Linked DNA regions of Mus musculus: region 1 is linked to region 2. Evidence: chromatin loops called from intact Hi-C (ENCODE). Cell type or tissue: heart. All regions are shown on one strand.

What was found. Peaks named below come from ENCODE experiments on the same cell type or tissue, not always from the same donor. Only the 100,000 strongest peaks of a DNase experiment are listed, where the experiment ranks them.
Region 1: a loop joins it to region 2, with 4 times the contacts of the local background. A loop is called at or near these places in 6 of 42 quality-filtered maps.

What each region holds. Positions count from the first base shown.
Region 1 is chr13:106,976,373-106,978,872 of GRCm38, reverse strand. Kif2a (kinesin family member 2A) reads left to right here. Exons shown (of 21, transcript NM_001374727.1): 12 at 758-849; 13 at 1,745-1,887; 14 at 2,013-2,217. Among named protein-coding and RNA genes, the nearest start is that of Dimt1, 30 kb to the right of the region's middle. In heart, a CTCF peak has its summit at 1,317 (motif pointing left); no DNase peak of the experiment used is centred here.
Region 2 is chr13:107,104,623-107,107,122 of GRCm38, reverse strand. The region is part of intron 4 of Gm31452 (a long non-coding RNA gene); the gene reads right to left. Among named protein-coding and RNA genes, the nearest start is that of Gm41051, 16 kb to the left of the region's middle. In heart, a CTCF peak has its summit at 1,407 (motif pointing right); no DNase peak of the experiment used is centred here.

The DNA.
Region 1 (2,500 bases), 130 kb after region 2:
CAATTAGTGTATTTGTGTACATAAATAATTATATACACAACATATTAGATCAACTGTTCGATTTCAGATTATTTGAAAAGAAATGTGAGGTCATGGTCAGGCATGGTAGCACAACCTGTAATCCTAGTACTTAGGAGGTGAAGGCAGGATCATCTGGGTTCACTGCCGTCCTCGGCTGCAGAGCAGATTTGAGTCCAGCCATGGCTATCTGAGATCCTGTTTCAAAAAAGACAAAGTCATAAAAGAAATGTAAGATTAAGCTCTTGGTGACAAAATAAAAATCTTAAATAAATGTAATCTATTAGAGATTATTACTGCAAGTTATGCAGTGGCTAATTGTTACTGGATCATACACACACACACACTCACAGCTCTTGAGATAGGCGCTCATGTGTTTTAAGCTGACCTCAATCTTCCTATGTGGCTGAGGATGACCTTGAATTTCTCTTTCTCTCCCTTAACATCCGAATGCTGGGTTATAGTGGGGTGTATCAGTGCGCCTGGTTTGTGCAGCGCTGCAGACTGACCCTGGGTTTTGTGCCTGCCAGCCAGACACTACTAACTGCGCTTCATCAGGAGCATCCTTCCATGGAATGTGAAAAAGAATAGCTTCTTTTACAACTTTATTTTTCAAACTAATGATTTAATATTTTTATAGACACTATTAACCTAATATTAACTGATTCTTCTAAAAATAGAAAAGAAATTTATAAAATTGCTGTATCTTAACAAACTTTGTATGTGAAATTTTCGACAGCTCGCGATGTCTTTTTAATGCTGAAGAAGCCAAACTATAAGAAACTAGAACTTCAAGTATATGCAACATTTTTTGAAATTTATAGTGGAAAGGTACGTGAGTTTTGTTTTCTTTTGTGTATGGGAGTGGGTATATGAGTGCGTGTATGTGGGTATGCATGTGTGTAGGCTACACATGTGTAATTGTAGAGGCCAGCAGTCAGCCTCAGGTGTTATGTCTCGGGAGCTGTACTTGTATTTTTGAGCTGTGGCCTGCAGCTGAACAGTTAGGATAGGCTAGATGGCCACTGTGCCTCAGGGTCTCCATGTGCCCAGTACTGTGGCTGGTGGACTGTTTTATTTTTGGGGATCAAACTCACGTTCTTGTTCTCGCTTGGCAAGCACTTTACCAACTGAGTTGTCTTCTAGTTCCCAGATCTTTGTAAAAAAACCAACCAAACAAACAAAAAGTGGGGACTAGAGAGATGGCTCAACGGCTGAGCACCGACTGCTCTTCTGAAAGGTCCTGAGTTCAAATGTCAGCAACCACATGGTGGCTCACAAACATCTGTAATGAGATCTGACTCCCTCTTCTGGTGTGTCTGAAGACAGCTACAGTGTACTTACATATAATAAATAAATAAATAAATACATACATACATCTTTTAAAAATGTGGTTTTATATATATATGTGTGTGTGTGTATATATATATATATATATATATATATATATATATATATACACACACACACATATATATTTAACATGTCTATTCATATATATTGGCCATTTTAAAGAATACAGTTTGGTGGTATTAAGTATACAGCTTTGCTTTGTGACCTCCACTACCACAAGATTTATATGATTGTAAATATAATAGTTGATGTCTTTTTAAGCTTTCAATGTTGGACATTGTTCTGAAAATAATAGTCTTATTACTTGTAGACTCCCTTTTGTAGAGGTGATTTCTTAAAGCTAGTTTTCTAATTCAAATATGGTTTTCTACAGGTGTTTGACTTACTAAATAGGAAAACAAAATTAAGAGTACTAGAAGATGGGAAGCAGCAGGTCCAAGTGGTGGGGCTGCAGGAGCGGGAGGTGAAGTGTGTGGAGGACGTGCTGAAGCTCATCGACATAGGCAACAGCTGCAGGTGAGCCTCACAGCAGCTCTGCCAGGTTAGCTGGTTTATCGTACCAGCAAAGCCAGAAGACAAGACTACGGAGAGAATGAAAATAAAAGTGTTGATGTGTCACTGTGTCCTTAATCACATTGTAGAACATCTGGCCAAACATCTGCAAATGCACATTCATCTCGGAGCCATGCAGTGTTCCAGATCATTCTAAGAAGGAAGGGGAAACTACATGGTAAATTTTCTCTCATTGACCTGGCTGGGAACGAAAGAGGAGCTGATACATCCAGTGCAGACAGGCAAACCAGGCTTGAAGGTGCTGAAATTAATAAAAGCCTTTTAGCACTCAAGGTAAATAAAATGTAATTATGAAAGGCCTTTTACTTCTGACCTTAAGTTTGATTACTCAGGTGTAAAAAACCTGTATTACCTTGTAAAAGAGGTTTACAAATTTAAATTGTCATGCTGGAAGTTACAGATATTATTGTATGTAGAATTTTTCCATGCACATGTTTTTATTGTTCTTAAACAAGTTAAAGGAAAAAAACCTGCCAGGCCATTTCTGCGGTTGCTCAGCTAGATTGTAAAAGGGCTATAGGCAGCCTGGCTTTTGTAGTGGGGCAAACAACTACGG
Region 2 (2,500 bases):
CTCCAAAAGACCATACCTACTCCAACAAGGCCATACCTCTTAATAGTGCCACTCCCTGGGTCAAGCATATACAAACCATCACAACTAGTCATTTTATCTTCTCTCCATTCTCTCTTCCCTTTCTCCTTTCTTCTTTCTCCCTTTGAATGGACTCTTGGAAGCCTTGCCCAATCTATACCCACCCTTTAGGCATTGCCCAGCAGCTATAAGGAAAGAGCACTGTCCACTGGCTTTTTTAGATTAGATTTTAATGTTTCTAGAATACGTTAGGTACATAATATCGCTGTCAGAAAGCATAGCATGATTCTAACAATTGTATTTCTAAATTCCTGCTCAGCCCGCAGACTACTCTGCTCCTGCCATCTACTGACTCCCTTCCCCACCGATGAACATGAATCCCTGGTCGAGTCAGAAGGGGCCACCATTACTATCTCATCCACAGCAAGTGAGCTGCATCCGAAGTGTCTCTCATCCCCTCTCCCTCTCTCCCTGTATCTCTGCCTGTCTCTGTCTCCCTGTCTCCCACACCCCACCTCTCTGTGTGTGTGTTTGTGTGTGTGTGTGTGTCTGTCTGTCTGTCTGTCTGTCTGTCTGTCTGTCTGTGTGTTCCTCTCCACTAAAGCAAAAGCTGAACATCTGAAGTGTAAGAGCGTTTAAAACAGAATGCTGAAAGCCTGTAGTCACACTATGCTCCAGGACCCTGAAGGGGAGCCGCCCATCCATCCCTTTCACTCTTCACCCGTACTCAGTCTGTGATGCTTCCCAGACAGTGGCGCTGTTGTCACTCCAAGTCAAGCCCAGTCCATGATCTACAAACCCTGCTCCTCATGCATTGCCTGTGTCTCCTCGGGATGGGGAGGGTGTGGAGAAAGAGAAACAGTCGAAACTTCTCATGAGAATGTAAAAATAATATAAAACCTACAGTATATAGTGTGAAGGGGCTGAGAGACAGCTCAGAGCAATGGGTCAAGGTGCTGGCAGCCAGGCCTGATATCCTGAGCTTAATCCCCAAGATCTACACAGTGGAAGAAGAAAACCAACTCATATGAGTTGTCCTCTGACCTGTACACATGTGCTATGTGAACTCCTACACACCCACACACACACACACACATACACACACACACACACACACTCACTCACACACACACACTCTCACACACTCATACACACTTTCACACAAGCGCCCACACACTCACACTCACACACTCACCTCACATACACATACACTCACATTCACACAAACACACATGTGCACAAAATAAATAAGTAAGTAAAAGTTTTTAATTTTTTGTTTGTTTGTTTGTTTTGTTTTTTAAGAAACTAGCCTGGAAGTTCATCAAGAAATTCTACTTTAACTGCTCTCTATGATCCAGAGCACCTAGGCAGAGCCGCAGTACTCATAACAGCCAGGAGGTGGCATCAACAGACAAATGAAGAAACAAGGTATCTACAAACAATGGAATATTAGACTCAGAAGAAAAGGAATTCCTGTCATATGCCATGACATAGAACACTAAAGACATTTTGTTAGATAAAACCATCCAGGCACAAAAAGTCAGATGTTGCAAGATACTATTTACCTAAAGTATCTAAAGTAATCAAATTCACAGAAACAGGAAACAGAATGTTGGCTACCATGGAGCAGCTATGGGGAGAAAGGAGTAATTTTTAAATGGGTTTGGAGTGTGTGTTTTGCATTATGCGAATGTTTGGTAGATCTGTTGTATAGTAACGTGAATAGCATTATTGAATTGTACACATAACAATGTAAAATGGTGACTTCTGTATTTTTGCTTCTTTTACCACAATGTTTAAAAATTAAACATTAAACTAAATCCATGGGTCACATAAAATTTCATCTGAGGACAGGCCACATCTATGAAAATAGATCCGTAAGATTATGATGGGGCTGAAAAAATTCCCATGACCCAGCAACACAGTGGCTGTCACGACGTCTTAAGGGTTAGGGGTGCGGCTTAATGGTAGGAATTCTTACCTAGAATATTCAAAAACCTGGGTTCTGGCCTCAAAACTGAACACAGACATTTCCCATGTTGTGGGGGTTTGAGAGAGGGCTCAGCAATTACCAGCACTTGCTGCTCTTTTGGAGGACCCAGGTTCACCCACACCAGTGGTTCACAATACTGGTGATCCCAGTACCAGGAGAACTGACAGCCTTTTCTGGCTTCAAGGGTACCTGCATTCACACAGTACACATACAGAGAAGCAGGCACACGCATACACATGAGATAAAATAACCGTTGCTTTTAATATTTTACTAGCACAGATGAGTGTCATGTCTATCGCTTATTGACTGAATGGAGAGCTCACATAGAGTGATCTACTGTTCCTGTAAGAATGTCCTACAATGTTTGCACATGTCTGTGCAGAGAGAGAGAGAGAGAGAGAGAGAGAGAGAGAGAGAGAGAGAGAGAGAGCTGTCTGCTCTTCCTGCTTTGAATCCCAGCATCCATGTTGGTTAACAACCATCTGTATC